Linked DNA regions of Homo sapiens: region 2 is linked to region 1. A link is a loop called in an ENCODE intact Hi-C map of the cell type or tissue named here. Cell type or tissue: B cell. All regions are shown on one strand.

Region 1 (5,000 bases):
ACCCCCACTTTATTGGGAGTATATAGTACAATTAAATGCCTGAGAGTGATAGCAGAATTGCTGCATTAAACACAACTGATGGAGAGTAAGTCCAGAGGGTGCAGAATATTTTTCCATTCTCTGAGCATTTAGGGGTCCCTTTTGTATTTGTGAAAGGGGTAATCAGACAAATCACAGGTATAAAATTGGGAAATAAATAGATTCTTAAGCAGATTATAGATAATAATTGTTAAAGATAATTTAAAATTTAACAACTTGTTATGTGAAAGAAGCTGGTGTTCGTTAATCTCCTGCTCTGTTACAGTTAATTCTTCATTACTGAGAAAGAGATCATCCAGTTTGTGGACGGGGTAGCTCACCCCCCTCTCCCTAAGGTCATATTACTTTGGTAATTTAAAATAGATTAAATACAAAATTGGAAAAATAAAATTTGAATCCATTAATTCCCTTCTCCTTAGGTTGTCTTAAAAAAGGTGGTCAAAATGTTAAACTCTGGACCCAGATGAGCATTAAGTACCGTCGGAACATTAATTTCTGCAACGTTTCTTCTTTCCTCTAATTATGTTGGATAGTATTAGGAAATGTCCATTTTTAACTAAACAAGATTAAAGAATAAGTAATATGGTTTGCTTGGGAATAAATTTGAATGAATGAGTAAATCTCATCTTTACTAGAATTTAACAATATCTGATTCTTATTTTTCTTCTAAATGTATTCCATTTTGCTTAGTTTCCTCATATTGCTTTCTTTGTAATGTTCTGTAAATCAGGTATAGCAATTACTGGTATTGGCAGAAAATCTACTACTATACCCTAAAGCAGTTGTAATCTAGCTGAAGGAATAATAAGAGATATTACAAGATTTGGAATTGTCTAAAGGCACTACATATATATTCCTTGCAATTTTTCTAATTAGTACTTGTAAAAAACTTGAAAATGAAATCTCATAATTGAAAATCGATTTATTTTATGCATTTCACAGGTTCCAACATAATGGTTCTTCCTTTTATACTAAAATAATCATATTACAAACCCTGTTCCTGAGGATATAATCTTTTAATTCTCTTGGTACTTTTAAAATAATGTTTTGATTTTTTTTTTAACATGGATTGTGATTTGTTTGAACCTGGTAGACTGTTCTAGAACATGTTACTATAGTTAGAGTCTACAATTTGTTCCTCTCTTTAGTTCCTAAAAAACTGTATTTACTCTAGAACATTCTAGACTTCACCTAAGGGGATTTAGTTATGAAAGTATTCCAAAAGTTCTTTTTAGGAAGGACACATGGCACATGAGGATTCTAAAGACAGGATTTATCTATATTTTATTATTTTTTTTAAATGCCAAGATAAATAATTACAGTTAGAAATTGGATTGTATACATACTGTACTGTACTCTAAGTTTACAAAAAGACTTCAAAAGCAAATTTCATATTGCGTATAGTATGGATGAAATTGCAGATGATGTACATAGAAATTGCTATGTTCAGATGTTGGTTTTGTATTTTTAATATATTTATAAGGTTTTCAAAATCAGCTTAAAGAAACATCGCTTAAGGGTGGCCCTTCCCATGTGCTTAAGCTTACTTATAATGTGGAACCAATATATAAAACTTTTGAATTGCAAAATACCTTATAGATTATTCTAATATCTTCATCTTACTTTATAGATGAAAAAACTGGGAAGCTACGTTTTTTGATCAGTGAATAGTTGGACTATTGTTAAGACACAGATCTCTTGATACCCAGGGGGGATCCTTTCTCTAGCTGTCTCTTAGAGAAAGCTACTAAATTTTACAGATATGGTTAAGCTACAGTAGTTTTTCATTCTTGTACTTTTAATACTTAGGAATGTACATATACATTGACATCTGCATTTATAGACATGACCTAAAGAAACATTGATGGCTATCAAGAGATTTTATTTCCTTAAATCATGTGTGATATTTGGGTTTTGTTTCAGAATTGGGAGGTAGGAACAGATTGAATGGATGGGAGTGTATGTGAAACAGAATTACCCATGAATTGATCATTATTGAAGCTGGATAGGAAGGAGTTCATTACACTATTCTTCCCACTTTTGACATATTTTTAAAAAGCCAGTTGTGCTGTTTTAGCCAATAGGTGGCACTGCATTGTCACCCTGAGAATAGGTTGGTTGATGCTGGATGAATATTTTAGCTTATGATGTTTAAGATATTCTAATATTTTATTAAAAGCTTTCTTTTCTCTCTGTAACTAAGAGTTAACAGATTAAAGCATTATTGGAATTGTTCAAGTCTTGTGAAAGTATGACTAATTTCTGGCATTGACAGCTGTTAACGGTAGAATTTGAGAAAACTTTTAACATACAATCTTGCATTACCAGCTCAATGTCATATATTAAATTTTATGTCATATATTAAATTTTAGAGTCCATATAAAAGCATAATGCAGAAATAAAGCTAAAAACCCCAAATTTGTTAGGATATTAAGTTTTAATACATAGAAAAATGAAATTTCTGCCAACCTGTAGTTCTAGTTCAAGGATTGGTAATTAGAAGTTAACTTGGTTTTTTAATAGAACACAACAAAAAAAATAAGGTACATGAAAATGGTTATAGTAACTGACAATAAATTTAAAAGCAGTTTAGTTCAAAAATCTAATTTTATGTTTTGGGTTGAAGAAAGTGTGTGGTAGGAAAAGCGTGTGTGATAGGAACATCGAGGAGCATAAATATCTGAAACTACTTCAGAATTTTGTCACTATCCCACCATCTCATAGTGCTGAGTTCTGGTCTACAAAGAAACCACTTTCTCTGGTGCATTATGCAGAACAGGTCTACCTGGCGAATCAAGACTCATTTCTCCTAATGTGTAGTCTGAGTATAATCACCTTTTTAACCCGAGTTGGCACTGTTTCCTTCTGCCTACATATGGATTCACATTTCATGGTATAAAGTATAAATATCCATCATTTCACCAAGTATGCGTCACTGCCAACATGATTGCATTGTCAATCCTGACTGCTTGTGTCCTAAATGTGAACCTTCAAGCCCTTTTCTTACCATCTCAATCCAAATCCCATATATTGGTGTTTTTTTATTTTGCTATAAAATAATCATTTTCTACACAGTTAAATATACATAAGAGACAGACCGGAGAATGGCTGTAAGTGAACAAAATACACCTAAGGTTCTAGGCAGTCTACATTCTACTGGGTTTTTTTTTTTTTCTTTTCTTTTTTTTTTTTTTGAGACAGTGTCTAGCTCTCTCGCCAGCCTGGAGTGCAGTGGTGCTATCTCAGCTCACTGCAACCTCTGCCTCCCAGGTTCAAGCGATTCTCCTGCCTCAGCCTCCAGAGTAGCTGGGATTACAGGCATGCGCCACCACACCCAGCTAATTTTTGTATTTTTAGTAGAGACGGGGCTTCACCCTGTTGGCCAGGATAGTCTCCATCTCCTGACCTCGTGATCTGCCCATCTTGACCTCCCAAAGTGCTGGGATTACAGGCATGAGCCACTGTGCCCGGCCGTACATACCCGTTTTTTAGGAAGAAACATTTGGATGACTTTTTTTAAATACATGCAAATGTATTAGCCAGATTTTTTTGCTCTCCACATCCCAGAGAGACTATTTCTTTATGGCAACCTCAATCGGTAATATCAATGTCTCTAATTTCAGGTGTTAATTTCTTGAGACATACTAGTCCTCACAATGTATTTACATCCCTGGTCAGGTTGCTGGAGCCTATATTTTACAAATTCAAACCAGGAAATAATTAGCTCCACAGTGGTGATTCCTAAACCTTAACAGGCATAAGAGTCATCAGAGATGCTTGTTGAAATATATATTCCAGGGCCAACTCCAGATACTGATTTAGTAAGTCAGGAGTGAAGCTTAGACATTTTTAATAAACACCCCAAGTGGTCTAATGCTGGTAGCTCTGAAAAGTGCTATTCTAGGACTCTAATCCTTCACTGCTTTTCTCAGAATCGTTGCTATTACGTCTTCAAAGAGTTAAGCCTATTTATTTAGAGCATTTAATGATATGTAAGTACTATGAATAAGGTATTGAAATCCTTTTATATTTTAGAGCATGACAGTGATAATTTTCTGAGGTAATATTTTCTACTTTAAAATAGTCTCTGTTAACCATTATAAACTATGTAGTTTAAAAATATTCTATGCTTGTTATTGAGTTAAATCCAAACAATAACTGATAAACAAGGTAAGACAGATATTATCATCACCATTGGATATAGGAGGATTTCTCATCCTCAGCAGACTCTTGAGACTTTGGGCCAGATAAATGTCTGTCGTAAGGGCTGTCCTGCACATGGTAGGGTATTTTGCAGCATCACTGGCTTCTACTTACTGCATGCAGTGGCATCCCCATTCCTCAGTTGTGATAACCCAAAATGTTTCCAGACACTGCCACATGTTCCCTGAGTGACAAAATCACCCTCTGTTACCTACTTAATGTAATGTCAGTAAATCTACAGTGATTAATGTTTTATACCTTCAATCAATGAATGTTAATTGAGCACATACTATGTGTCATGTGTTGTTCTAGGCTTTTGCCATATAATACTGTCTTACTATATGGAATTTACATTCAAGTTGGGGAGCGGAAAGCAATATAGGTATAGATTTTAGGAAAGGCCTCTCTGAGGAGATGACATTTAATCAGAAACCTTGAAATGATGTCGAGAAGTAATCCAAACAAAGGGCAATTCAGATAGAGGACACAGCAGTAGAAACACCCCAGCACAGGAAGATGATTGAGGAACAGCAAGAATGTTGGTGTGGCTAGAGTACAGGGAGCAAAGGAGAGTCACAGAAAATAAAGTTTTAGAGGAAGTCAGGAGCCAAAACATGTAATGTCTTTTAGCCCATGAAAAGAAACTTGAAATTTATTTTAAATGTTATGTGAAGTTATTTGAAACTTTTGGACAGATAATTAATTTATGTTTTAAGCAAATCACCGGCTATTGTGTGGAAAATAGGGAACAGAGACTA
Region 2 (5,000 bases), 170 kb after region 1:
ACTCATTTGGAAAGTTTATTTAACAAGCTGTAAACCTATCCACATTGTGTATACCTATTATACCATCTTAAATTGGTTATTTATACTTAATAATTGTGGCAAACTATAGAGGTATTAATATAAAATATGATGTATTTTATGAACTTTAATGATAATTTTTTAGATAGATTGAAAATTAATCAAAACAATTAATGAAAATTTATCGACTATCTTCTAAGTTCATATCACAAGGTATTGTGTCAGTAAGTAGGATTTCGTATGTGCTGATATACAGTCTTTAAAATAAATTGACTGTAAAGATGTTCTTGAAGGTCACAGTATATCTAGACAGTTTACTCTTGGGGAAAAACACATCACTTTGTAAGATCAACTGATGGAATAAATAGCTAGGAAAATGTAAACTGTGAAAAAGAAAAACGTAAGAAACTGAAAGACCAAGGGAACTGGCAGAGGAAACTGAGGGGAGAATCCATCCACCTCAACAGCCATCGTGGTAGCAGGTAACAGACTGACTCAGCCTGGATACATTTTACAAGTTAATGCTGGCTCAGGAGGCTGTGTGCCTGGCAATACTGTGGTAGTTGTTATGTTATTTTGGCAGAGGGTGAAACAGAAAACCAGAAAAAAAATTTGAATTTTAATTTTGGCTAATTGTTCATATTCTCATGGGAACCATAACAGGTTGACCATTAGTCTGCAATACCCTGAGGGCCTAAAGTTGTGCCTCCCTCTCATTTGCAAAGTCTAATGTGTAAGAGTTAGTTAGAGGAAGGAAACCCTGTGGAGACCCTGTTGCCTTCCCAAACTTCTCGTGTGTGGGCTGTATGTGTGTGTGTGTGTTTGCGTGTAGCTGTTCACAATATCATAACAAGCTCTTCAATGCAAAGGAAAAATACTATTTCCCTCTATATATAAAAGGAGACTCCATCATACTTCTTACTTCATTAAGGCTATACAAATTAAACTATTCAGTCTGATAGGCAAGGCCTGCTATAAGCTGCTTTTACCTCATTTCACCAGGTGTGTCTTGGACCTCCCCATAAGAACTTGTTCTGAACAGACAGATCTTTTCCTGAACCCTACCCCCAGCCCCATCTTGTTCATGTTTGCTTCCATTTCTTTTTTCCAAAGAAATTGACTTGAATTATAATGTTCTCCCTGACTTTTCTTACGCTATTTACATTCTCCCATTCTTCTCACCTGGTTGAATTCTGTGGTTGTTTTTGTCATTCGTTTCTTTACGTTGTTAACTCACAATCAAATTGCCCAGGGAACATAATCACACTCTCGTCATTCTGAGCAGATACTACTAGCTAATATTTTACAGGACTGATCTAGGTCATGTGGAATAAACTACTTCAAATTATTTCCTTTTCATCTCAAAATGCCTTTTTACAATATATTATCTCATTCTCTCCTCCAGCTTTCCAAAAAAAAAAAAAGTGTCAATTGAAAGAGAAAACTGGCCCAACTACCTCAGCCTACATCATTGCGGTGTAATAAACTGCCAAAAGTTATAATGCTGTAGTTGAGTGCATCCCTATAGTGGAAAGAACACTGAGCTATACTAATCACAAGTCTTGAGTTTCAGCACCAGTTCAGTCCATTTTTATTAGTATCTGGCTTGGTAAGATGCTTAGTCTCTGAGTGTTCTCCATAGTTCCCCCAACCTGAAAAAAACAAAAAAAAACAGTATATTTGACGCTGTTATTCTTTCGAGATACTGTCCTAGCATTTTCTTTTCTTCTAATAACAAATGTCTCAAAGATTGTCCTGAGTGTTGCCTTCCCACTTCTCAGCTCACTTTCTTCTCACTTCTCATTGCCTTCTCACTCCTCAACCTGGTAACTTGGCTTCTGTTTCCATCACAAAACCCAAAATCTTCTTCTCAACTTCTCTTTTTTACATCTCTGGGGAACTTCTGATCTCTAACATTTGTAGCTCCCCCAATTTCCAACCCCTCTTTCAAAACATTTCTTCTCACTCAAGCATTCTACAAAAATGATTGCAAATTTCCTGTGCCAGTCACTGTGCTAAGTGCTGGGTGCAGTCATGGTCTCTATCCTCATGTTGCAGTGGAGCCTAGTGGCAAAGACAGACATTAAGTGTGAGAGTATTTGATCCCATCTGATTTGTACTTTGAGGAAGTGACAGTTGACATGAAATATGAGTACGGTAAAGATAACGAAGGAGGGTGTTGAGGATGTGAGTGGACATAGTGAAAAGTTCAGGGTCAGGAGAGAGTATAGCATGTGTGAGGAATTTAAAGAAGATAAGAATGAAAAGTGGAGAGACTGAGACAATTTGAAAAGGAAGGAAGAGACTAGACCATGTCAGACATAGTAATCTACATTAAGGGGTCTGTCTTTAATTTTAAGGCATTGGGGTGCCATTGTTGTAAGTGTGAGTGTGTGTGCATGCGTGTGTGTGTGAGAGAGACAGAGGAAAGAAAGAAAGAAGGAAAGGAAAGAAAGAAGGAAAGAAGGAAAAGAAAGAAAAGAAAGAAAGAAAGAAGGGGAGGGAAAGAGATGCTATGTTTAGAAAAGATCGCTGTGGCTAAAGTCTGGTGCATTGATAGATGGATTGGAGAGAGGATACAATTAAGAGAAGACTGCACATCCAGGCAACAAATGATGCTTTCCATGGTGAGGACAGAGAGAAGTAGACAGATGCCAGAGATAGCATGTAAAATCAACAGGTCTTGATGATGGCGGGATGAAGGAGAGGGATGTCATGGACAGCTCCTTCTTTCTGCCTGATGGAGAGTGGACAGTTCCCCAACTGCTCCTTCAATTGATCCCCAAGTGTAGATGCTCCTCAATGTGCTATTCTCAACTCTTTCTCCTTCTACACTTTCTCCCTTGGTAGTTCTTCAATTTTTAGGCTTAACATCCCAATTCTACAAGATGTTACCTAAACTTACAATGCTATTTACTCCAGAGATCACATACTGGTAGTCCATTTGGCAGATATCTATGCTTCATTATCCTGTGATTTTTTTAATTAAAAATATGAATTATGAAAGATTTAGAAGTCAGAACTTTCATATAAAATTTGCATTTGAAACTCTTTTAATAATTGGAAGTTCCATCAACACTGAACCCATATTCCTCATGTCAACTGTTCGCCAGAACTGAGTGACAGCTGACCCTTTTAGCAAGCATTTTCCACTTTGTCATAGTCCCTGATATCTGGGCACCTGGCCACCACATTTATTGAGTTTTTGTTTGGTCATACCAGGCACTAGCCTTTAAATCTCAGCTTCAGTCCAATCACCTCAGAATGTAGAACACTCACCCAGCATCATACCGCTGAAAACTGCAGCAATGTCAAAATCCCACGCTCATTCTACTCCCTGTCCTGAATCACACAATTGCTGAACAAAGCATCCCATCAGTTGGCAGTTAGCACTATCACAATTGTTCGGCTAAGGTGTTTGACCAGTTTTTTCTCTGAAGTACTGTAGGCAGTTTCTGTTTACATATTTTAATTCCTTGCAGCACAACTTGTTTTTTATTAACATAAAAATTACATATATTTTAAATTATGAAGAGTCTGAATATTGCTGTATAAAAGCTTGCTAATATCATTATTCTTTTTTCTTTCTAATTTTCTTCTAGAACTCTTGGAACGGTCTTTAGCCCTTTTAAACAAAAGTCAACAACTCACTGACTTCATAGAAAAATTCAAGTGTGAAGGACCTAATGTGAATCCTGAGTTGACTCAGGGAGCTCATAGCAGCTGTCTGAAGGTTGACCGCCTTCTTGAACTTCTACAAGACAGGAGAAGACAACTAGACAAGTACTTGAAGCAACAGTGGCAAGAATTGAGTCAAGTTCTGCAGATATGTCAGTGGGACCAACAAGAAAACCAGGTAACCCAAAGGGGCATTGGATGATGTTCCAGCCTCAGCTGATTAGTTGTTATATGGATTAACCATTCCCTGGGGCAGTTTGTCAGTCTTCATGGTCAAATCTTTTGGTCTTTGGTCCAAAAAGCTTTCATCCAAACTACCATGTTGTTTTTCCCTGTAAGTAACATAAAAACAAATATATGCATTTTTTTCATTATACTGTTGATTGTATAAATGAGAGAACACCTGTGGGTAGTTTTGAGAATGAATGTATTCTATTTTTGGATTCTTCCTTCCTTCTAGGTCACTACTTTTAGACATGTTGCTTTGACATTTTGAAATGTTAATTGCAATTTTCTTAAAAGTTGAAGAGGCATGATGCTGCTGAATTGTGCTAGATTGCTGCTTACATCAGTAAAAAAGTCTGTCAGCCCAAAATAGAGATAATGTTCTTAGAAGAGTAGTCTGATGCCAATCAAAAAATATGACCTTGGCCCATAGCTGCAGGATCTGTGGTCAGAGGGCTTTGGGGGTTGATGAGTTTGCAGGCTCATTAGAGCTCATTACCCAGGCTGCAGGCACATTTCTGATGGGTCGTCAATGTGCTTGACATGCATTCCTTCTGCTACAATTATTTGATGTGAAGAGTGGGCAGAACTCTCTTTGCAAACCCCCAACTCAAATAAGTGAGATGTTTGTCACAACAATTCTGATTGTCTTAATTCCATGTTTAAATCTGTACAGATTAAGTGGAAGGAATTTTTAGGGAGAAATTATGTGGAGGGAGGTCTCCTGGCCTAGATACACAGGAAAGAGGTTTTTTCATATGTTTAATATTATTACTCCATCCAAATTGAAGAGACATTCATATAGCTGGAAGCGCATATGAGTCCAAGAGAAACTGGTTCTTATTTCAAGCTGGAAAAATGAGAGCTTATCCATGATGATCAACCTTTCAGTTAATACTTATTGACCACTTACTATGTACCAGTTCCTATCATAAGTGCTGGGGATATGCTAGACCACAAGACAGTGCCTTTTTCCTCTAGGAAATTTTCTTCTAATTCAGTGTTTCTCAACCTTGGCACTATTGGCATTTGGTGCTAAGTAATTCCTGGTTGTGGGAGGCTGTCCTGTCTGGCACACT

The links. Hi-C counts contacts between places; a loop is a spot of excess contacts. Peaks named below come from ENCODE experiments on the same cell type or tissue, not always from the same donor. Only the 100,000 strongest peaks of a DNase experiment are listed, where the experiment ranks them.
Region 2: a loop joins it to region 1, with 2.8 times the contacts of the local background. A loop is called at or near these places in 16 of 110 quality-filtered maps.

Annotation. Positions count from the first base shown.
Region 1 is chr2:179,126,961-179,131,960 of GRCh38, reverse strand. All of the region lies in intron 10 of SESTD1 (SEC14 and spectrin domain containing 1), which reads left to right. Among named protein-coding and RNA genes, the nearest start is that of CCDC141, 79 kb to the right of the region's middle. In B cell, CTCF peaks have their summits at 1,937 and 2,153 (motif pointing right); a DNase peak (open chromatin) is centred at 2,120.
Region 2 is chr2:178,960,104-178,965,103 of GRCh38, reverse strand. It overlaps CCDC141 (coiled-coil domain containing 141), which reads left to right. Exons shown (of 24, transcript NM_173648.4): 5 at 3,621-3,874. Among named protein-coding and RNA genes, the nearest start is that of CCDC141, 88 kb to the left of the region's middle. In B cell, no CTCF peak of the experiment used is centred here; a DNase peak (open chromatin) is centred at 1,923; H3K27ac peaks cover 1,227 bases.